Regions from separate parts of the Mus musculus genome. Here region 1 is linked to region 2. The links are chromatin loops, found by intact Hi-C in ENCODE. Cell type or tissue: heart. All regions are shown on one strand. Each heading gives the region's core, and the rest is flanking DNA. Links, peaks and the distances in the headings are about the cores only.

Region 1 (5,373 bases), core at 293-5,292, 1.1 Mb after region 2:
CCCTATCATCTGACGGGATCCTGCAGGATAGTTGAGCAGGAGTAAAAACTGGGCTGGTCCAAGACTCCCCTGAACATCTGTGTCAAGAAGCAGCTTAGTAATCATTTTCCATAAAATCTTTATTAGCACTGTTCCTACCCAGGAAATCTCAGATATTCGGCAATGTACCCAACGTGCATGAGTCACAAATCAAATATTTTACCAAATAAAGCTGGCTGACTCTAATAAGCTGTTGTCTAAATTCTGTTTGCATCACACAAATACCACTATTCTGCTATTTGCCTGGCTTACATTCCCTTCTCTCCAGTCTCAGGTTCCCACTCTCCCCTGACCACTTCTGTTTCACACAGCCAGACAAGGATACTAGCAGTCCCACACCACCTCCAGCTCAGTTACAGGTAAACCGGAGGAACAAAACAAGCTCACTACCTGAAAACAAGGCCCCAACTAAGCTCCTTCAAAAGCCAAACACAAAGGCCCAGCCCGGAGCTGGGGGCTTCAAGTTTCCCTTTCCCATACAGGGCAGCCCTCCTTTTCACCCACACAAAAGGCTGGCCTCTGCCTCCAGCTTAGAGAGAAAGGTAGATGTGCTGGCCAAAGCCCTTCCAGTTTGGGCCTATCACTTCTTAAGACAAGTAAACTGTTTCCCTCAACCTCCTTTTTAACCCTTTAAGGTTTCAAACTTGCTACAATTTTAAAACATGGGCTATTTCTCCAATCACTTTATACTGCCTTGAGAGTCAGAGGGCAAATGACAAGTCCTGGGTTCCATGTTTCCTCAGTACTCCTGGACGACGCAGAGAAACTAGTAACACTTCGTGGTTCCGGTTCCCTCTTGAGTAAAATGAAGTCACTGGACCAAATGAATCTTTTCTGAAGTGTGGCAAGTGACCACCGGCAGAACTACATAGGAACATTGATAACGGCTTGTTTTAGTCTTGTGGTAAATGACCTTCTGTTTCCTACTTGTGGGGCTAAATTACTTGTAAATAAAATTACTTATTTGTAAATAAATTTTCCTTTTAAAATAAGTGCATCTGGACTTTTAAAGAACTAACTAATCACTTTTTGTACAAAAATCGAAAACTCTTTGGTCAGTAAGAGTTCAGATAGTTCTAGCAGCTATGGTTCAAACAAACAAACAAACAACTGACCCTGAAGCCAGGAGAAGCACAGGAAAGTATACAACCTAACCTCAGCCCCCAAACAAATTAGAAGGAAGAGGTGAATGCCCGTGGGGTTCCATGTAAGGAATAAACAGCCGCACCAGGTCCCAAGGTAATTAGCTACTAGTCCTCTGGGACTTGGAACGGTCCCAGGAGAACACAGGAACTCTGGAGCACCAGGTAAGCCCCAGCCAGGAAGACACAGGAGGCAAAGGTTGGAGCAGCACCACGGGACAGGACGGCAACGGGGGCAAGAGGCTAGCTAGAAGCTAGGACTGGAGTACCGACTCGCAGGGGTGTGCACTGGGAACCCTGGACTGCAAGCCAGCGGTGGGAACAGGGGTTCTGTCAGGATGGGGAGATGGAGGGACTAGGTCCCAGGTTAGAAGGGTGTGGCGAAGGTCCGGAACTAAAGACCTTTGAAGAAAGACTTTGGACTAGAGAGGTCGTGTGAGGTCCAGGGTCCCAGAATGGGTGGGTCCTGAGTGGGATGAGCCCTGTGGATCAGGGTCCCAGACTGGAGATGAATTGTGGAACAGGGTCCCGAGACTGGAGGGGATCTGGAGGGTTGGTCAGTGGTTTATGGTGCTATAGGACGGGGTCCAGGGACAGAAGAGTCTGTGGGTCTGGGTCGGGGTCCCGTGATAAAGGGGGCGCTGGAGAACCTGATTCCGGACTGAAAGGGCGCAGTGGGACGGTCTGGGGCTGTTGGGGTTCCCAAGACTAAAGGCGCGCGGAGGGGGATAGGTCCCAGACTAGGGGAGTAAGACAGATCCGCCTGACGGCACCAGGATCTCGGTGGACTACGGGGACGTGGGAGAGAGGGTGGCCGCTCCGTCCGGGGTGACAACAAGAAGGGAGGCAGAATCGCGGACCCCACGATCCCCACGCCTCGTGGTCGTCACCACCTCACGCCCCGGCCCCCGCGTGCTCCCAGACTCTACCTGTCCTCGCTAGCGGTGATCACGCCGTCCTCCTTGGGGATGAGCAGCGCGGCGGTGACGGCGTCCTGGTGGCCCTCTATCTTGCTCAGCAGCACCGGGCGGCTGCTCTGAGGCCTGGAGTGGATCTCCGCCGCCATGTTCGAGCCGCGGCCTCCCCCGCGGGCGGCCCATCAGCTGACCGCCGGGCGGGGACGCGCCGGTTGCTTAGGGCAACCCAGCCGCGTGTGCTCCACGCCGCCGTAAGCTCGCGAGCACTGCCGCAGATTCCCGTAGTACTTGGTGAAGCCGCACAGTTATAATTCTGTGACCCCGGAAGGAACCCTAAAAAAACAAAAACAAAAACAACAACAAAAAACAGGATCTTGGTGAAGGTTAAAAAGCCAAATAATTCTCCCGGAAACGGATTGAGCTGAGCAGTAGCAGAACACAAGCACCTGCCCCTCAAACAGTATCGCACCGCATCCACCCTAAGAAGCCATTGTTTGAAAGACACACCCCAATTTCAGGCTTGTTAAAAGGTGGAAAAAAAAAAAAAACTCACAAGCAGCTCCCCCTGGGAGCTGCGACTGGTACCATCATCCAAACGCTCATAGCCTGTGCATAATTCTACTCTATGATTGTTAACATTGTGCAAACTACCACAATGGGACACTTTTCTGTTCAGGAGATTGTGACTATCTCCCCACCCCCACCCCCAGTTACAGCTTTCTCCTCCAGTTAGAATATACAATTTTTTATTTACCTCAGCCCGCCCCTCAACACCACCATTTCCTGCCAACTTCCTGTCCGAAGAAAAGCTCTTTTTCCTTAAACCTTCTCCAAATCACCCAGCACCAACCCTTATCCTTCAGTTGCTGTGTTACCCAGATGCCAAATGGCTCCCTCTCCACGAGGCACCCTCTGCTAACACACAGCCAACCTCACTTGTCCAACTGCAGGTGAATTCCTGATGGGTTTTGGCTGGACGACACTGATAGTATGTTTTAAGGGCCATAATCGAGAAACCCAGTCAGAATTTCACACAGCTCCCTTTTCAGCCCTTCATCCCACACACGCTGTTACTACTATTACCCAAACTGCAGTACACACAAACCACGGGTTCTTGACCCACAAACCCTGAACTAAAATAACCCCTTCCTTCCTTCCTTCCTTCAGTTGCCTTTAGTCTGGTAGTTTGCTTCACAGCAGTGAAAAAGGTAACTAATCCAGCGGGAAAATTCTTACTTAGAAAGTACAAGGTTCTGAGTGTTGGGTAGCAGTTTTCTCTGAGGTTAAAAGAGTTCATCTGAGAGGGAAGCTCAGTAAGACAGAGGGTGCTCACAGGGTGTTCGAAGAGAAGGTGAAACTTTGCTGCCTCGGGGAAGCTTCTGGTGCTCCGAAAGTGAACAACTCAAAATAGCTTGAGGAAGTTCCTGAAACTGACCGGATAGTCTAGGCCCCTCCCTAAGCATGTAGAAGTATAAAAATGACTGAGAGACTGACAGATAAGCTGAGCTTCCAGCTGCGTGGGAGGAGCCCAGACTTATTTGGCTGCCTGGAAGAAATCGAGATCAGGCAAGGCCGTGCCTAGAAGAAGCAGAGGCTGGCTGTGTGTCCTAGAAGAGCACATGGCAACTGCCTAAGGATGACACTCTCCAACCTGTGAAGCTGTTTGCAGGCTGTGCATTGTGCTCCGGATTTCCAGCTTTCATGAGCTGTCACCTGTGCTCAAGTGAACTCTGGGGTGATATAACTGTCTTCTGGGTCGTTTCTGCTCCTGAAAATAACCCCTTACCTATATGCTCTTGTAAGTAACCCTGATAAAACTCACTGGTTCACCAAACTGGATTTTAGTGGCATCTCTAGAGTGTTGTTGATTCCCTATCTGGGGTACTTAGACATTTGTTCATGTGTCACAGAACACAGAATTCTAGCTACAGTAATAACAGAATCAGACAGGACAGAGAAAGGGCTGACATTCCACTGAAGAAAACAAATAATAAGTGAAATAAATTAGATCATATCCTACACTAGATAATTTCGGGTGTAGTGAAGAAAACAGAGGAACGAGAGGTAGCTCAGACAGAGTTAGAATTCGAGCTACTGGTGTGGAGAACGCATAGATGACCAGAGAGAGCCACCTTCAGTGAAGAAATATGACCACAGTCTCTAGCCTTTGGGTGCTTCCGGTTCTGCTTCAGCTGCTGATAGGCCCCAGGTGCCAGCCATGTCTTTTGTAGGACATCTTGTATTTTACAACTAATCAAGACAGAAACACAAAGATCCGACTGACCCTCAGGACACATTGCTACTCAACACTGTCTCCAGAGCTTGGCCTGAGTGGGGCTTGACCAGCCCTCTACTACTAACAATTATTCCTGCCTAATCTTGCTAGCACCCTTCCCTACACAGGTATTAGGCTCTAATATCCTGGGTGGCAACTTCTAGCTCAGTCTCTGCTTGGAGCGAATACAATCTGAGGCAGGTGACCAGGCCTCCTTGCAAAGATGTTTAAGTCAGTTAGAAGTAATGTGAAAAGGTCAAGGACCTTGATACTCTTGGAAATAAAAATTTTCAATTCCCCCAGTAACATACTGTTCTCTTCAGAGGGAGCCACTGACAATGGATCTTTAGTCAGTGATGACTCCGACCTACAGAGGATAAGTCTGGATCTGAGTCACCTCCTAGGACACTTAGCTGGAGGAGATAACAAGGCCGGAACTGAGCTGGCTTCCAAAATTCTTCATGGTCTCACCAATTATAATGAAACAAACTTAGCAACCAATCAGAATTGTACCAATGTCACTGCTTTGCCACTACTGATAATATTAGAGGTTACTTAATCCTTCTGGAAATTTCCCCTAGCCTTACATAAAAAGGGGCTTACAAGCCCCTCTAGTGGTTGCCATTTTGATGAACGGTTGACCCTTGCATGTAGAATAAACACTCTTTGCCTATGCATACTATCTGAGTCTGGTGTCTTCCTTCAGCAATTCTTGGACCCTAACAGTAAGCCCTATGGAAAGTGGGCAGAATGCTCTCCTAGACAAGGAAATAGAATATGTTTTTGCCCAGAGGTGAGCAGAGATCTGTGGTAAGAAGACAGCAACCTGTTATGCTACGGTAGGGCAGGGTGTGAGTGAGAAAGATAAGACAGACAGAATAGATAATGCTCAGCCCAGAGAACTTGTAAAGATTTTGGGTTTGATAAAATCTTGCTATATAGCCAAGATGGTTTTGAACTCACAGTCCTCCTGCCTCAGATTCCCTAGTGCTGGAATTAT
Region 2 (5,373 bases), core at 216-5,215:
CCTCAAAACTCTGAACACATACTGAATCCTTTCTAAGAGAAAAGCAAATGTGCTTTGCCTTGCCTTGCCTTGCCTTTCCTTTCCTTTCCTTTCCTTTCCTTTCCTTTCCTTTCCTTTCCTTTCCTTTCCTTTCCTTTCCTTGTCTTGGTTGGTTATTCTGAGACAGAGTTTCACTCTGGAGTTTAAGCTGGCCTGCAACTCACTGCGTAACCCAAGCTAGGGCCAGTGTCACAGCAGCAGCCCTCCAGCCGCAACATCTCTAGTGCTGGGATCACTGTGCCCAGATGTGTTTTTGCTTTTTCTTTTTATTATATTTATTTTGTGCATGTGTACTTGTATCCCATGGTGAACTCAGGTCATCAAGCTTCGCACTAAGCACCTATAATCCTCTGAGTCACCTTGCCAGTCTCTCTCTCTCTCTCTCTCTCTCTCTCTCTCTCTCTCTCTCTCTCAACAAAACACCATCTTCTGCTTCTGGCAGGCCTAGACCTTACTAAATAGGCTAGGCATGCCTCAAATTTAGAGATCTATCTGCCTCTGCCTTCCAAGTACTAAGATTAAAGTTGTGAGTCATCACACCCTGTTGTTTCAAAACAACAACGACAATAAATAAACCTAGGTGAGGTTGGAAGATTGTCTGGAGTTTAAGGTTAGCCTGTGGGCTTAGTGTAAGCACGAGTTTCCAGGTGTAAACAAAGCCTAAAGAGGTGTATCACACCTGTAATCCTAGAATCACTGTGAATTCTAGGCCACCCTGATCTACATAGTAAAATCCAGGCCTGTCTGAGCTACATGAGATCTTGGCTCCCACTCTCCCACAAAGAACTAAACAACCATACAAAGAAGCCTAGTGAACAGAAGCACAATAATTTCTGTTTAACTAGTATTAAACAGCAGACAATATTCCAATTCAGTATTTGAATCTCAAGAGTATTTTCTGTTAAATGTAAATACATGCCCATAAAATATTGTTTAGCCTATAAAGAGATAACGAAGAAAGATGTCCCTGGAATTCTACACATGTGTTTTATGTTTGTTAACTGGGGAGGAAGGTTCACTATTAGTTTTGCTGTCTTGAAGTTGCTTAGTTTTTCTCAAGGTTTGCAGTTCTGAATGACCACTTCTGAGGTACACATCTTCATCCCTCTGTAGACTGGAAATTCTGCATTCCTTTTATTGGCAGGGTTTCCTTGGGAAATGTGAAATTCCTAGTAGGAGCAGGCTGCTTGAGTCAAACACTATCTGTTCTTTCAGGCAATTAGACTGGCTAGGGGCCCAAGGTGAGTGAGTGAGCTGGCTTTGTAGAGTGTATCATGGCTCCACCTAGCTCAAGTCCTGGCAGCCTCCTCGGAGTTTTTAAGATTGTCCTGGGAAGTGAGCCTCTTTCTGCCTTAGCTTGAGGCTAGCACAGCAACTCGACCTTTCACCTACTTAAAGAAAAGTTCACAGACCAACTAAATAATAGGTTAGGTTAAGAAAAAACAACTCTGCTACGAACAGTCTCTTTCTAATATTACACTCCAGTGGCTGATTTAGTCATTTGTGTTTTGCTGGGTGAATGTTTTGAGTGGGGGGAGGCAGTTGTAAAATAAATGCCTATATCCTGATGTAGTGTCCAAGAGGATCTATACAATGGCAAACTAAACAACACACACAGTCATAAAGATTCATAAAGCTTTTTTTTTTTTTTTTTTTCCGAGACAGGGTTTCTCTGTATATCCCTGGCTGTCCTGGAACTCACTTTGTAGACCAGGCTGGCCTCGAACTCAGAAATCCGCCTGCCTCTGCCTCCTGAGTGCTGGGATTAGAGGTGTGCGCCACCACGCCCGGCTGATAAAAGATTATTTTTGAGTAAAGTTTCATCCTTTGCAAACATGAAATGTGGGTATGCGAAGATTTACGAGTAAACGGGATACACGCTGCATTAAACGAAGCCCATGCAAGAGAAATAATACAGGGCATGCTTTGAGCTTTCCCCTTCACAAGCATTTTCAAACGTCATTTTTTTTTTTTTCTCTTTGCAAGATTTGCTAGAAATCCGTGTTCAAACTAGGATAACGAACCCAGTCCTGAGAAGAATGGGGAAAAAAAAAAACAAGCAGGTTATTTCTTCGTTTATATTGAGATTTATGCATCGCAGCAGTGAAGGCGGGTTTTGCAGTTCTCAGCGGGGGCACCCTGGACGCCTCAGGTCTTCCCGCCCTGCGCCCCCTGCCCAGCTCCCCTCTGCAGCTGCTGTAGCTGCGGGTCCGTCCCGCCGCTCCCCTCCCCAAGGGCTCAATCCCCGCCCTGCGAGGGCCCCAGTCGGGTCCAGCCGTCGGCGGCTCCGCAGAATGACCCATAGTAACCTCGCCCCGCCCCTGCCGCCAGCACCGCGCTCCCCAGGCCGGCATTTGATAGGCCGAGCCCCGCACGCGCCACCGCCCGCGGGCCAATGGGCGGCGGTCTCTTTGCATATGCAACGAGCGCCAGCCCGGGGTGCGCGTCCAGGACTGCGGCTCAACAGACGCTGCTCAGCCGGCGCCCGGGAAACGTCGCTGCGGTTGTGGCCGCGGTCGCGGGCTCGGACGAGGAGGCGGCGGCAGAGCGGGAGGCTGAGCCGGCAGCAGGCGGTCGTCCCCGTCTCGCAGGGCGGCCCCAGCAGCTGCGTCAGGGTCCTGAGGAGGTGGCGCTGGGCAGGAGCCGCTCTGAGGAGCAGCCAGGCCTGCGTGGGTCGGAGCCCGCGGTGAGTGCGCGCAGCGCCCGTTGTGAGGCGATGAGGGTCGCGGGATGGCGGCCAGGCCTCCCTCCTCCCACTCGGCGAGCGTGCATGCCGCTCGCCGGTGCCTGAGGGGACTCCTGGGCCGCGGGGTGCTGGGCCGTGGCGAGGGTCGGGGAAACGGGGGTTGGTGGAGGGTGAGTGGCGAGTAGGGCGTCCTCGCGGATTCGGGGAAACCGCCGGCGTGGAGCTGCGGGCGCGGGAGGAAGGATGCACCGCGGCCTCCTCCGCGGGCGCGGGCACGTGGGTGGGGTCGTCCCGCTCCACGCGGCCGCGCGGCGTCCGTGGGAGGTACCAGCGCCCAGAGGGTCCCTGAAAACTGCGGGTGTGGGACAGGAAATGCGGGTGCGGGCGGTGGGAATGGCGTGGGGAACCTCTGGTGTCTCCTCCTAAGTGCGTTTTAGTCTCGGACGAGTCAGTCATGAGATGCATACATAGGCAGCCCCGGGGGTCACTTGTGATCCCCGTGATGGGATTTCACAGATGAAGATCCAACTGTATGGTCCGTTCTGGTTCTAGAACAGGTATTCCGATCACTTGTACATAGAGCCCCTCAACTTAGAAAGGGCAGGACAGTTTTTGGGAATCCAGTGGAAACTAGAGAGGGGGGATTGATAACTGCCTAGAATGACAGAGCTGGCATTTACTGAGCTTTTTTTAAAGGCCACACACCAAGAACTTTGTGCATGGCTATGTTTACATTGTTAGTCCACCGGGACGGTCGCACATTCTCAGTTTTACAGCGAGAGAGCCTGCACTGTGGACACGTTAACTTAGCCCAGATCTGAGCTACTAGGAGAAGCTTGAGCCCCAGGAGGGCCTGTCTGAATCTAGAACAAATCTCTGATGGCTTTAGTAGCAACAGCCCTCTGTTGGTGTTTGAATGGTTTCCGTGGCTTTGGGTTTCTAGGTTCTTTTGGGTCTTAGGGGTTCTGCAGAGCTGTAGTTTGGTGTTTTTGTTTTTCCTGTTTGTTTTAGGCTGTTTTGTATGCGCACTTTGGCTCTGAGTGTTGTTGAAGGGTGCTGCTGAGTTGCCCCTAGAAGTGCATGCAAAGCTTATTACAGAGAGGGAAGTGTTGGGACTTGAGAGTGCGTTTTCTGGTGTCTCCCTGAGCACCCCTCACATGTAGAGTTGAAGGCTGATTGTATTTTCTAACTTAGGCTCTGATTCTTCTGTCATAAAGTGCCTTGACTCCAGTGTGGCCACAGGAGAGGGTCACCTGGTATCTTTGGAGTCCAGTTACTGGATTTGTAGGACATTTGGGCCGAGTGACTGGTACCCTGTGAGTCCCAAGATGTCCTCCTTGGAGAAAGCAAAGAAAGAAGGACACACTGAAGGACACTGTGTGTGGGAATAACACTAGCGCCTTCCTGATTCAGTTAATTGTTCACGGAGAGCCTTCTCATTGAGTCATGTCAGGCATCTTAGCAGGTGCTGGGAGATATAACAGGGATAGGTTGATCTGTCCCTGTGCCCTCAGGCTGGGATTAGACTACATGCCAAGGATTTTGTAGATAAATGGGTGATTGCAACCTATGTTACATGCAATAAAGGTGAAGTATTGGATGATTGAAGATTCTAACAAGCATTATGATTTACATGGAAATCCAGGGAGCTGCTTTTTAAGAACGGATTATGTGAGATTTTTTTCCTAGATGTCCAATTTGTGCTCTGAGGCTGAAATTAAATGTACATAGGACAAGCGCTTCAGAGCTTTTTGAGCAACTATAATAATATATTTTTTTATTTTAATATATTTCCCACCAGATTGTTATCTCAGTTCAAATTGTGGAGTATCTGAATGAGATAGGTAGGGAGTATTCCCAGGCCCGCCTTTAGAGTGCTTAAAGCTCAGAAGCAGCAATCTTTTATATGGATGTGGATTTGAAGGTGTGATTTAGACGTCCCCACCTCACAACACCCACCTCACCCCACTTACCCCTCAGTGATAGGCTTTTCTGATTTACAGTAAGCATCATAATTTTTTAAAGTATTCATTGTAGCTTATATTTTACTCAGTAACTTAACATAAAAATTTCAGCTCTAAGCTGGGTTTGGTGGCTCACCTTTTATCCCAGCACCTAGGAGGCAGAGGCAGGTAGGTTTGAGGCCAGCCTGTTTTATGTAATTCCAGGACGTAATTAGACCCTGCCTCAAAAAAACCAAAAACTAAATAAACATCTTTCAGTTCTTAGGAAGCAAGAAAACCATGCATGAATTGGGATATAGATATCTATTCAAACACTTCAAAAGGTAATATAACTAATTGTAATACTTTTATTGGATACCAGCTGTATGCAAGTATTGTCCTTTGTGTATACTGTTTAGAATAAGTGCAAAGATGTGCTTAAAAGTCCCTGCTCTGAAAATTTCATATCAATACTGATTTTTTTCATAGCACTGTCATATGTTATACTAGCTGAGCCTTTGAAGAGGTTAGTATGATGAGCAGAAATTCACGAAAGTGGAGATGTTAGGCAGAAAGCTGTTATGGCATGGTGATAGGTAGTATGAGCTGAGAGGTGAAGGTTCTGTTTCAGATCCAGGCAACTGGAGGGCTTGTATGCACTTTCATTCTCCGAACTGAGGCTCATTGTGAAAGAAGTAGATATTG

Evidence for each region. Peaks named below come from ENCODE experiments on the same cell type or tissue, not always from the same donor. Only the 100,000 strongest peaks of a DNase experiment are listed, where the experiment ranks them.
Region 1: it touches region 2 in a loop (5-fold over the local background); 2 of 42 quality-filtered maps call a loop at or near these places.

The regions. Positions count from the first base shown.
Region 1 is chr1:79,759,454-79,764,826 of GRCm38, forward strand. It overlaps Wdfy1 (WD repeat and FYVE domain containing 1), which reads right to left and starts at 2,316. Exons shown (of 12, transcript NM_001111279.1): 1 at 2,111-2,316. The coding sequence starts at 2,247. In heart, for the core only: no CTCF peak of the experiment used is centred there; DNase peaks (open chromatin) are centred at 1,458 and 2,278; H3K4me3 peaks cover 2,085 bases; H3K27ac peaks cover 2,314 bases.
Region 2 is chr1:78,655,379-78,660,751 of GRCm38, forward strand. It overlaps Acsl3 (acyl-CoA synthetase long-chain family member 3), which reads left to right and starts at 2,447. Exons shown (of 15, transcript NM_001033606.2): 1 at 2,447-2,725. Utp14b (UTP14B small subunit processome component) reads left to right here and starts at 2,447. Exons shown (of 3, transcript NM_001001981.3): 1 at 2,447-2,725. In heart, for the core only: no CTCF peak of the experiment used is centred there; DNase peaks (open chromatin) are centred at 1,333 and 2,423; H3K4me3 peaks cover 2,818 bases; H3K27ac peaks cover 3,142 bases.